2 separate regions of the Homo sapiens genome follow, and region 2 is linked to region 1. Evidence: chromatin contacts called from ENCODE Hi-C or POLR2A ChIA-PET data. All regions are on one chromosome and are shown on one strand. The core of a region is the stretch at or near the end of the contact, and the rest is flanking DNA. Distances in the headings are between cores, read along the strand shown. Region 1 holds the start of UST (uronyl 2-sulfotransferase). Region 2 overlaps SASH1 (SAM and SH3 domain containing 1).

Evidence for each region. Hi-C counts contacts between places; a loop is a spot of excess contacts on that map. ChIA-PET counts read pairs that join two places held with the same protein, here RNA polymerase II (POLR2A). Pooled maps may share reads with other maps.
Region 2: a loop to region 1 is called in a pooled map, with 2.7 times the contacts of the local background. The contact joins the enhancer-like site here to the promoter of UST in region 1. A Hi-C loop is called at or near these places in 9 of 37 single-sample maps with no recorded cell type and 4 of 50 pooled maps. POLR2A ChIA-PET finds 5 or more read pairs at or near these places in 1 of 52 experiments (B cell).

The regions. Positions count from the first base shown.
Region 1 is chr6:148,742,757-148,748,873 of GRCh38, reverse strand. UST (uronyl 2-sulfotransferase) reads right to left here and starts at 1,844. Exons shown (of 8, transcript NM_005715.3): 1 at 1,197-1,844. The coding sequence starts at 1,443. It overlaps LOC124901425 (a long non-coding RNA gene), which reads left to right and starts at 3,275. Exons shown (of 2, transcript XR_007059806.1): 1 at 3,275-4,890. RefSeq lists enhancers at 1-205, 206-707, 2,016-2,095, 2,156-2,215 and silencers at 886-1,055, 1,356-1,445.
Region 2 is chr6:148,515,184-148,521,568 of GRCh38, reverse strand. SASH1 (SAM and SH3 domain containing 1) reads right to left here. Exons shown (of 20, transcript NM_015278.5): 10 at 1,676-2,022. Among named protein-coding and RNA genes, the nearest start is that of SASH1, 180 kb to the right of the region's middle. RefSeq lists enhancers at 1,165-1,214, 891-1,430, 4,242-4,742. Within about 2 kb of position 1,453, at least 6 of the 41 ENCODE cell types and tissues checked have a DNase peak (open chromatin) inside an H3K27ac peak, as active enhancers do.

The DNA of each region.
Region 1 (6,117 bases), core at 595-3,094:
TGCCACGAAGTGACGTTTGGGGTAACTGTGGCAGCCTCCAGCTGGCCCGGGTCATTTGGCCCATTTTCTTTCCAGCACTTCGGTGGCTCTGCTTCCCCGCACTCGCTCTCATCGTGCAGATGCTCAGGCTTATCACTTCGGATGCTTGCAAGAAGCTGGAGCTCTCCCAGCCTTCACCCCCGCACGACCTCTTCTGGCCACAGACTTGGGAGGGATCTGCATCCTCCCTTGGCTCGAACGCGAGTGCCAGCATCGTCCTTGCGACCTGGGCTTGCGCTCGCCTGTCCCTGGCACCCCTGGCTCCCGCAGCCGAGACGAGGGAGCTGCGGGGTCACGCCTTCTCGCTGGAGCGGCTCTTTCCCTCCCGTCAAACCCCTTCCTTACTTCTGCTAAAGACAGGCGGCCTCTCTCCTAATAAACCACACACACACACACACACACACACACACACACACACACACACACACACACACAAGTTTTGACTTGAGCTTGAGACGCACACAGCGCCGAGGATCCTCGGGTTACTGGGGGCGACACTGCTGGCCAGGCTGACCAGCGCCCTCGGGCATCCCCAAACCCCTGGATGCAACCCGTTCCCCGCGCCAGGCTAGCTGCGGGCGGCGGGGTGGGCAGCGGCAGCCAAGGGACAAGCCAGCCCGGGGACAGCGCGGAGCCACTAGGGCCGGCGGGCAGGCGGGGGATCTGCGGGACAGAATTCTCAGAGCGGACGGTGGCAAAGGGCTAAACCCACCCACACTCCCCGGGGCGCGGGACGGGACTGAACTGCGGTCACTAACAATGCAACGAAGAGGACCTTCCCTTCCCTTCGCCACTCCCCGCGCCGCCAGGCCTGAAGATACACACACTCCGGCACACCCCACACACCCATCCACTCCGCCCCAGTCCGGATCCGGGTGGCGGAGGTGGGGCGGGGGGAAGGTGAGCGGTGCCTCGCCCCGGGGTACCTGCCGGCAGCGCAACCCAGCGGCGCCCCCGCCTCGGTGAGGACAGTCGGACGCGCGGGAGGAAGAAGGCGCTCCCGACCGCGGCACAGATGCTCACGGGCTTAGCACCTGGAGAGACCCGGGGCGGCGGCGGCGCGCGGTGGCAGCGCGAGAAGTCCCCGCCGCGACCCTCTCCCCGCCGCACAACTTTGCGCTGTCGGCGCCGCCCTAGCGCCTGCCCAGCTTCCTTACCCAAGTACTGCCGCAGGTCGAGCAGGAAGCGAGGGGGTCCCCCGCTGAGCTGATAGAGGAGGGAGCCCAGGCAGAAGACCAGCAGGGTGGCCATGCAGAAGCCGTAGTCCCGGAGGGAGAAGCGCAGGAAAGGCAGCAGGGGCACCCGACGCTTCCAGCTGCCCAGGCCCGGAGGGGCGCCCCCCATAGGGGCCCCATGGGGCCAGGGATCCGCGCCGCCGCCGGGATGCTGCTGCTTCTTCTTCATCGCCTGCTCCGCTGCCTCCCACAGCCTGCCCGTGCCAGGAAAAGGTCACCCATCCGCCGCGAGGAGGAGAGCCCGGCTGGCCGGCTGCACATGGGGAGGGCCGCGCGGAGGGCAGCCGGGTGGGGGCGGGGAGGGGCCGAAGTTGCCGGGCTCAGGAGACTTTCTTCGGCATGGTCCCCGCCGCCGCGGCCCGAGCGGCCGAGGTGTCCGGCCCCGGTTCGGGGCGCTGCCCGTGACGGGGCGCCGCGCCCGTCCGGCGCCCGCTAGCGTCCCCACGCCCCGCGCCCCGCCGCGCCTCGGGCTCGCTTGCGGCCGCCGGGGCTCGCCTCCAGCGCCAGCGTGGACCCCCCGGCTTTGTGTCTGTAGGTCTCGGCGTGTTTTGTCCCGGTTCAGGCTTCTCTAAAAAACGGCAGGGAGGAACAGGAGGCGGACACCATCCCCTCGCTCCACCTCCTTGACAGGGGTTTTCCTCCTTCTCCTCCCCTTTCTCCCTCCGGCGCTCCGCAGCACTCTCCTCCCTCTCCCCTCCCTCTCCGCTCGGGTCTCGGGATTTCGCTCGGGTGTCACGTTACTGCTTCTGCTGGGGGCGGAGGGGGGGAGGCGGCGATTATTCGCAACAAGGAAGAAAGTTTCTGGGTGTTTTCTTTTTTTTTCCTTCCCCCGTTCTTTACAATCTGGATGCGGTTCCTGCGCCACCAGCGACCTCTTGGGGGCCCCGCTGACTTCCCTCTTGTAAACAGTCACCGGCAGGAAGAAGCACGACTGACTTTACTATTTACATTTTTTTCAGTTCAGAAAGTTGATTCTCCTTATATACCCCGTGCGAGCTGCTTACCCAAGGCTGATAAAAGGTACTAGAATACAGGCTCAAGACTTTGCTGAAATGGGAAAAGAGCAAGCGGTGCGAGTTATGGTCAAACACGCCCCAGAGGGCCAGGCGCAGCGCCTGAACTCCCGGGTAGGGTAGCCGAAGAGGACGCTCTGTTCTTGCTTTTCCTGGTCCTACAACTGCTCCACCTCGCAGTGCCCAGAGAGGCAAGTGGGGGGTGCATAGCGGACTCTAGGAGGTCATTGCCCTGCAGACATGAAGGGGAAAGAGCCCAGTCCGCCTATACGCTGATTTCATTGCTGCCTCTCTTCCCTCCACGGGAAAGCCTCTGGACCTGAAAGAACCTCCTGGGGCAGAAAAGGCTCAATCCTAGACATAGATCCTCTGATGGGGTGGTTGATCCACGGAAGGGCTGCTCTGATCAGCCACACTTTAAGTAAGAATACTATATCACTATTTATAGAAGCTGTAGCACCTGAGGGCTGTGTGACTCACCCGAGGTCCCAAAGCTAGTAGTAGGAGTTGGGTTGGGAGTTGCACTCAAATCTATTTGACCCTCAGACCCACTATACTAACCACTGCACAGCAGTACTTCCCAGCCAGAGCCCTTTTCCTTCACGTCCCATAGGAGGATGAGATTTAATTCATTTAGTTCAGGCCACATTGAGAAATGGAAACCTCAGTTTCTGGTGCCTATCATTTCTGGCTCCCTACTCATTTGTATATTCCAGTAATGAACAATTGGATTTAAGAAGGAACCAGGAGCCAAGAACCTCTATGATTCTAAGACTAGGCTCCTGAAAACCTTCATCAAGTTAGGCATCTGAAGAATATTCTGTGGAAAATTACAAAATATTATCCTAGACAAAGAACTTACTCGTTAAGAATATGTCTTAACCTCAGCTACTCAGGAGGCTGAGGCAGGAGAATCGTGTGAACCCGGGAGGCGGAGGTTGCAGTGAGTCGAGATCGCGCCATTGCACTCCAGCCTGGGCGACAGTGCGAGACACCGTCTCAAAAAAAAAAAAAAAGAAAGAAAAGAAAAGAAAGAAAGAAAGAATGAATATGTCTTAACCATGTTCATATATGAATGTCTCTGGTTCATGATTTGAAACATATATCATGAGCTAGAGAGATGTGTAGATGAGGTGACAGGTGCTGCACACACACAGAGACACACGTACACACACACAACTCTACTGTCCAATTTTACATTGTCCTAGCCCACTTTCTAAGGGATGAGAAGGCTGTTTTGGGGCCCCAAGAGAAAAGAAAATATTTTGTTCTGTGACAGAAAACCCTGAATAGAGTGTTAATCATTTGCTTTACATTTATCTCATGAATCAGGGTTTTATTTGGATTAATATGCACATTTTAGAAATGTGACTTCCCCTAAGAGAATTGAGTAGATCAGTCATTGCCCATTAATGTGAATTACTTTAATCAGTACAATGAGTAGCCCAGAACAGACTCCCAATTAATAACGTTTGAGCTTAAGAAGAGGGACTAGGAGACAGAAGGAGCAAAGCAGTGTTCATAATGTTTCAGGGACCGCCTTCCACAAACTGGACCTGTATCTGAGGCCTGGCCCTGTAATCTGAACACTCGCTGGATATAAAATAGTGTGCAAGACCCTCTGTGTTCACAAGTCCCACCCCCAGGAAGTTCAGAGACTTTTCTCACAGCATGCTGTGGGAAATACCCCAATTTTTTCTCCTAAGGAAAGGAATCTGAGGAACAGGGAGATGGAGCAGGAAGAAAGGAAACAAACATTTGAGAAAATAAGTAAATATGAGAATAAATGTTGTTTTAAAAAACGATGAAAAAGTTGCAAGGAAAGTACAAGGGGGCAAAGTCCAGCTTAGAAGAAACAAGCTATGACATGAACTATTTCAGAGAGAATAAACAGGTCAATCTTTAAAAGATTGTGTTAATAGACTCGCCGCCTAAAAAAACTCACAGAAGAAAAAGAAGAGATATCAAGATACAAAGAAGTTTCACATGGAAAAAAATGCTTTATATTTTCACCCAACAAAAACTTAGTTGTTTGGGTAAAACTTTGTTCTTTGAAGTCCCATAAATATCCCTTCAGAAAAAAAAATTAAATTTAAAGTACTTAGACTAATTAATGGTATCTTTATTCAAAGCAGATAACAAATCTAATTAGAGGAAGTTGTGAACGAATTTTATTATTAGTCTTATAATGAAATATACTTTATTCAGCACCTTGACCTCCATTCAATATCTTTAGCTTCTCAATTCCTTCTCTCTCCAGTGACTCATTTGACCTTGTCCTCACTGATGACTAATTGCATCTCCGAAATCTCCTTTTCCCCCTTCACAACCTTCTATCCTTCTGTTTGGCTTCTTTGGAGCCCACCCTGTTTTTCGGTCTTTTCAAGAACTGTCAAGTCTGTGTTCATCCATCTCATGTGTTTACTTCTTTCTTTATCCAGTTTTGATTCCTGATCCATCATTCTGATCTCCTTCTTGCAAACACCCCTTCATTCCCCCTGTTTCTCTCATCTTATATCCTACAGTGCTTGTCTGGTGAAACCCAGGCTCAGTTAAACCCAACCATGCAACTGGACTGGATTGCAGAAAAACACACAGCGCTGGTAAGTGGCTTTTCTTTAAATTAGAGAGCACAGATTTCAGACAGATGCACACCCATGGCTGCCCAGCAATCCCACTCACTAAAAGGACTATTCCATAGTGTCTTTCTCTTCAAACCTCCCATCTCCACCCTCTGCTTTCTTCCCTTCAGTCTCAGGGGATGACCTGGATCAGCCTTTGTTGAGAAAATAGAAGCAGTAGGATGAGAGCTCACTCATTTCCTACCAATCTGTGCCCCGTGCTCTTGGCCTCCCTCCCTGTTTCATCGTGTTCCTGCTTCTATCAAGGCCATGCTGCCACGTGTGCCCTAGACTGCCGTTCCCACCAACCCCAGTCCCACACCCAAGCCTGCCCCCTCCATAGCCTTCTGCATCTCTGTAAATCATTACACTCTCAAGTCACTTGGGCCCCAAACCAGAAGTCTTAGTTTTTCTATTAATAGTTCATTCATTCTTGTATCTAAACCATCTGCAAATCCTATAGGATTCAAAAAAAAGTCCAGTATCTGACATCCTTTGCCACCCCCCCGGGCCAAACCACTGTCTTCTCTCACCTGGATTGTTGCAAAGGCTACTTATATTCATCATGTTTCAGTTTAGCTACATAGAGCTGGAAAAAAAAAACCGCAAATTTAAAAACCAGTGGCTTAAACAGAAAAGAACTTTATTTTTTTTTCTCTCTCTCTTTTTTTTTCCTTTTTGAAACAGAGTCTCCCTCTTTTGCCCAGGCTGGAGTTCAGCCACGCAATCTCAGCTCGCTGCAACCTCCTTCTCCGGGGTTCAAGTGATTCTCCTGCCTCAGCCTCCCAAGTAGCTGGGATTACAAGCGTGTACTACCACACCTGGCTAATTTTTGTATTTTTAGTAGAGACGGGGTTTCATCAAGTTGGCCAGGCTGGTCTCGAACTCCTGACCTCAAATGATCCACCCACCTCGGCCTCCCAAAGTGCTAGGATTACAGGCATGAGCTACCATGCCTGGCCCATTTCTCTCTCATGTGAAACGAGTCCAGAAATAGGCCGTCCAGATTTGGTGTGGTATTTCTATGCTATCCTCAGGGACCCACCTGAGCTTTCTGTTCCACCATCCTCAGCATGTGGCTTCCATTTTAAAGGCCGTCTTATGCAATGTAATCAGCATTTCAAAAAGGTATGAAATCTTCATACCTCTTTGATATGTTCATTGCAGCATTGTGCACAATAGCCAAGATATGGAATCAACCTAAGTGTC
Region 2 (6,385 bases), core at 204-2,703, 230 kb after region 1:
CATGAATATGAAAGGACAGAAAATAAGGAAAGTCAACATGTGGAAATATGTGGAAAACCCAGGGGCTAGGAAGGACCTAAGGATTCTTTTACAACAGAGAAGGTCGTTTTAAGAATGGCATTGACCAATCCGTCTTCACTTTCACAAAAGCAGAACCCGACTGAATGAATTTAAATTACACTGATCGTCTGGGGAAGAACATCCTGTTCATGAACGGGAAGGCCCCCTGGGAAAACCACTATTGAAGGACACTCTATTCTTTCAGGTCTTTAAAAGGGCCCACAGCCAACTGTCCTGAGCAGATCAAGCAAGGTGCCAGGTGACAGAGGGCCAAGAAATCTACTTCCTCACTTTGCACCATTTTATATGTGCCACTGTGCAAACTAAAAGTTAGGTGGGAATTTCAGAAGGAAAAATATCTATATTCTGAAGTTCAAAGTAAGTCATGCCTTGAAAATAAATCTTACTAGGTCTCTGATCATCCAGCGTTAAAAGTGAAAAACATCCTACTCTTTGAAAGTGAGTACTTTATTCCTTGCTGAGTACAGAAGAATCTATAGGCTAGGGGAAGGCATTTCCAAATGTTGATTTGTTTATAAAGATAAGAACATGGAATAGACTTAAGTAAAACAAAAAAGCTCCCATTTTTGTTGTTAGATTTACGAACTTTCTGCTTGCCTCTACTAATAAAATAAATGTGCTTTAAAATGTTTTCAAATCACCAAATTGGTGACTGTGATGACGGCAGTTTTTCCATGAGCCTGCTCCTATTGTTTTAATTTTAAAACCAAGAGCAAGCATCTCTTTCAAGGGTGAAATGCCCTTCTGTTTTGAATCAGCTTCTTTGAGGTCAAGTGACATAATGGCCGAGAATCAAGACAGCCACTCCTGGAGGCGGCCAAACCCCACCCCTGTACCCTGGAAGCCCCTCTCTGGATTAGCTTCAATGCTTATTTTAATGGGCACTCAAACAGCTTCATCTGACAAGAGGAGAAATGGAAGAGAAGGTGAAAGCTGCCTGGAAGTGAAAGCAGGATTTGAAATTGAAGGTGATGGTGGGATGTGCCCTGACGTCATGAGCAGGAGAGAGGGGAGGAAGCCGGTCCCCGCAGAAGAAAGGCCATAATGCTTGACTGCACATCACAGAAATGACAAGGCCGTCCTCAGGACCATCTTTGTGACTCACAGACTTCTGGTGGATTCTCAAGAGAACCCTTTTAGTACAGCGGTCGACCGTGGCGGCCCACTTCCTCTTTGCCTCCTCATCCTCCTCCAGCAGGCACCGCCTCAGGTCCTGTCTCTCAGCCTTGCTCAGGGTCCTGTCTGAGGCAGGCCGCACTAGCTGGGTCAGGTTCAGGTGGCTGTACAGGCTCCGCTCCACCACGTAGGTGATATTGAACTCGCTGACCGAGGTGCGCCCGCGCACCCTCCTGCCGGGGAAGCCGCAGCTCCCGCCCCCTTTGCCTTTCTGCCGGAGCAGCTGCAGGTCACAGGTGGTGCTGGTGACGCCTTTTCTGGAGGGACGCTGGCAGAGAAAAGCTCTGGAACAGGAATAATTAGTATCCGTTTTCTTCAAGCGGATTTGCTTCCGGACACTCTGAAACTCCTCCAGGGACACCAGAAGGTGGTGCCTGCGACGGTGGTTGTCATAGAAGCAAACACCATCCGTACTTACCCCGTGGCTTAGGGACCCGAGACCCTTCTTCATCTCCCCCTCGGTGAGGGAGCGGGACACTTTCTGGGCCTTTTCTTCTTCTGGGTAGGAGAAGAATGTCCCCATCTTCTTGGGGGGCTTAATCAGGCCCCGGCTCTCTCCTTTGCTGAAGGTTTTGACCAACTTCCGGCCAGCCCCCCAGGTGTCCAGGCTGCTGGAGGATGGAGACGTGGTGAGAGAGTCTGAGTCATCTTCGGGAGGTTTCTCAGGAGAGCCATCAAAGAAAAGGGGCTTCTTGTGCACGCCAGAGTAGAGGGCGGACCGTTCATCCAGGACCGGCGAATTCTCAAACACGTGCTCCTCCCCACCTGGAGGGAAACCAACAGAGTCTCTTGTGAACACACCTTTGCATTCTTGCATACATCTTTCTTTACATTCACCACCTTTCTCCGTATCATGACCCTCTTTATAAACCCAGCTCCCACTTACATATGTACAGAAAAATGAAAATACACTGTGCAAATACATGGTTTCACATGAGCTTAATGTTAAAAGGATTCAGATGTGTTTTCTTCTTCTTTAAATATCTTTGTAGACCTAACACCTTCACAGGCGTATTTAAAATGCCGTTTGCAAAATCTAAGCTAGCCATAATCACAATATGCCTTAGCATTTCGAGATAATGCCCTCTGCAGTTTGTAAATGCAACCCTCTGAAACTAGGAATCAGGATCTTTCCCCCTTCTGAAAGGCACTCCTTTATGTTGGCTCTGGTCGCTTTTTATAGTTGGAGTGTGATAAATGTCATGTGGCTGACAGTGATTGTTTTATTGGTACATATGCCATTTGAGTGACTAAATCTCCAAGGAAGTTTTGGTGGGGAGAAACACTATAAAGCGTTGTATCTTGCAAATGTGACTGACACATCGTCTCCAGCTGACAGGCCAAATGCAAAAAGTTAGGAAACTCAGTGATCCCGGCCAGATACTCCCATCAACTCAGGCCTCACTAGGAGCAGCCAGGGCGTTTAAGGGCCCTGACACGCAGGCAGCTCCAGGGTCCCACTGGTCTCAGGGATTCCAGCTCTTGAAGCCCTCACTGGAGCCAGGTGGCAAGCCAAGCCCTCCAGAGCCCGGTGGAAAGGTTTGGACTTGGCAGGAAAACCAAGTTCTTTTCCGCATGTGTTATGTGAACAGATGTGAGAAAAGAAGTAGGTCAAACTGTGGGTGTAGCGATCCCAACTGGCTGTGTCCCTTTAATTATAGGGAAACTTTGAGCTCTGCAGCTTTCCACCCGCTGAATTGTGAAGAGGAAAAAAGGAAAAGTTCCTTGGAACAGAAGGATGGCACTAAATATACCAGCTGGGACGAGGGCGCCAGTGTGTGGTTAAATGTCAGAGAAAAAGGGGAGCTATGCTCAGTTCAGAGCAAAACTCAGAGGGGAAAAGAACGGCAGCCATCCTTTAAAATTCTAAAAATGGCTTACTTTCCCAATTGATGGGATTTATAGGTACAAATCTAACAACAACAACAAAAAAGAACAGCTGCTATTAAATACAACCCAAGGTCAACTTTACATTCATGCCCAGCAGACGGTGGTGGGGAAGCTGGAAAGTGGAAAAGAAGATGTAAAACTCTGCCTAGCCCACAGTCCCCTGAAGAGTTGTTCAGGGATCTTTCAGGGGGACTTTAAAGGCAGGATTCGGGGTTCTCACAGAAATTCACCAGCCCAGATGCAGGGTACCAATATCCTGGAAGTTTCCCGCTCCTTCCTCAGGACACCTGACTGACAAGGTGTGGAGACCAAGGGTTCTTATGCTGTTGGAAATAAAAATGGCAACCTCTTCTAGTTATAGTCTACCCTCCACTTCCAAGAAGAAGCGACTGGGCTAAGACTAGAGGCACAACCTGTGGCAGGGGCAGCCCAACCATGGACTTCTCTATTAAAGAAGTCGAGCGTGGTTGTGGCTTCACCATCCGCCCAGGTGTCCACGCAGATGTACAAAGGCCCTTCTCCACCCACAGTCCTAAGGGGTTTCAGGGAAGTCAGGTGAGTCCACCCTGCGTATCCTAAGGATCTGTCACTCAGCAGTTGCTTTGGACATTTTCTGGGCTCTGTGCTTAGGATTGTTGTCAGAGATTCCAATACTTTGGTGTCACATCTGAGTCTGGAACCAGCTGGTGCACGCATGTCCATGACGAATGTAGCTCTATTCTCGGGTTCAGGAAAGTCAGCATCTGGTAAGGGGTTGTGAGGGAAATGTAGCAAACGCTTCCCAGGAGGCTGCATCTGCCGGTGCTGAGGGCAGGCCTCCTGTAGTGCGGGCTTTTCCGTCTGAGCCTGACCAGTGGCTTGGAATCCCAACCTTGACCTGGATGGCTTGAACTTGGAGCATCGCTTCTCCCATCCTTCTCTGACTTGAGCGTACAACTCCCCTACTGGAAGAGTGACCATCAAGATGAGCTCACTCCATCACATTTGCTGTGATTTGCTTCACGTGAAGGCCTCCATCATCTATCTTATTCAGCTGAGACCGGCTTACCAAAGGCAAGGTGATTTTGGCAGGAGGAGAGAGGTAGGCTGTGGGCTGACTTAATGCCAGGAACTCAGGGGTATGCTCTGCATCCAGCCCGGCTCTGCCACTCACAGCTCCATGACCTTGGGCAATTACTTCCTGGCTCTGAGCCTCTGTTTCCTCATCTGTAATAATGCCTACCTATCTTTCCATAATACCCCTGGCAAGGCTGTTGTGATGATAACAGTAAACATTATCCTCATAAAAGAGTTACGTGAAAGTGCTGTATGAACTGAAAGGCTTTCTACAAAACTGGCGATTCATTACTGGAGAGAACTGAGTGGGAGCAATGAGGGAAGGAAAGGTGTGCATTCTGTGGCAAAGACACAGAAATGGGCAGATAAAGGGCACCAATGTAGCCTAGGTTAAAGATTGGCCAGGGTTGTCCCTGACAGGATAAGGACTTGAAACCCAGGGTGCAAGGGTGAGAATGAATGAAGAACTGATCTCTCTCCTGGCTTTCCGAGGACTCCAGAGCTGGTGGGGGAGACAGGTGGCAGCGGAGTGAGAACAGGCTGCTGTCAGGGAGCAGGCTGCCTGGACATCGTGCTGGGCCTTCTGCTGGCTGGCTGAGTGGCCAGGAGTCAATTACTTTTAGCCTCTTTGAGTCTCAGGTTCCTCATTTTCGAAATGAGGATGGTGTAAGTGCTTACTTCTGGTAGCTATTCTGAGGATGACATTAAAGAGAATATAAAATCTAAAGTGTTAAGGAAAGTGCCTGGCACACGGTGTGCCCTCAATACATGATGATTATCATGCAGACAACTTGGTATTAGCACAGGCACGCAGGAAGTCAAAGGATCAACCCTTTGTAAGTCCAAGGGCGGGGGAGGGGGGAGGGGGGAGGGGGCGCCTACTGGCGTATGAATCCTTCCTGCTCTGCAAGATGGACAGGGGCCAAGATAGCCTCTCCCAAGTACCACTGCCAGTGAGGACCCTCAGAGAGTTCTCTATTGTGCAGGGGTTGGAGGAAGTTCCAGTTTAGCAGGGAATTGGAGGGCAGCCCAAAGCAGGCGCCTTGAGCTACACACACACACCTGGGGCCTCTCCTGAGAAGATGGGTGAGATTGGCCAACGGCAACTCAGCACCCTGACTCATCAGATGCCAGAGTGTACCTTAGGATTTGAGTTCACTAAATCCATCTTCCATCTGTGAAGCCTGATTTGTGCCCAGATAAATTAAAGTTCAGAGCCAGAATTCCATATGGTTATTACTTTTTACGTTAGAGTTATCCCTTTTGCTATATTTTTCCTTTTCCATTGATGCCTCTCAAAGATAGTTGGATTGATTTATTCTGAAATAAATGTGCAAATTACAATGTCTGTATTTTTAGTCATGTTATTCTAGTGGAAAGGCTGCTTTAACACACCACTATCATGTGTGAAGGGCCCACTGGGGAACAGGCCCAGGACTAGATACTTTGCCCATGTTATCTCAGTTATGGATGAACCCCACCCATCTATTTGTTATATCTGAGGCTTGATTTTGGCCGAGTGTTCATGAGATTTGTTACCAAATGTGCCCTTAAAGTTGAATGTTGGCAATTCCATATGGTTCCCCCAACAGTACCAACTGACCCTGTCTGTGATTTCGGTAAGGGCCGCCACAGGGTACATTCAATACTGTGGAATTCACGACTGGCGGGCAGGTATTAAAACACCCAAATGTAAAATCAGCATTGCATCCAAATGTAAACAGAATTACCACGCAAAAAGATACCCTAATGAAACCCCGGAACTGAAAACAACCCAAGAAATTGGCCACAAAGCTGATTTCTCTCCCCATGTTTTTGTTTTCCATTCGAATCCCCATTCTCTCACAGTTACCCACTTAGCTTCGGTATTATTCTAAGGGATTTAAACCCACGAATAATACCAAACACAAATTAAAAGCAGCAATAAAAACGAAAAACCCTTATCTTTGCAAATAAGGGGAAATTCATTTCTTTACATGGCTTGATTTTATTTCTATATAACAAAAATGCCTCTACAAAAATAATTTTAAAACCTACATGTTAAAATTTTGAAATTCCTCACAATGTAGATATGACATTTTAACAAGTAAGGTGTTTTTTAAAAAGCATAGTCTTTCCAGTATTTTTATCCAATTCAATTATTTTCATTTTTCAAACAGAAAAAATCTTATCTTATTCTTTC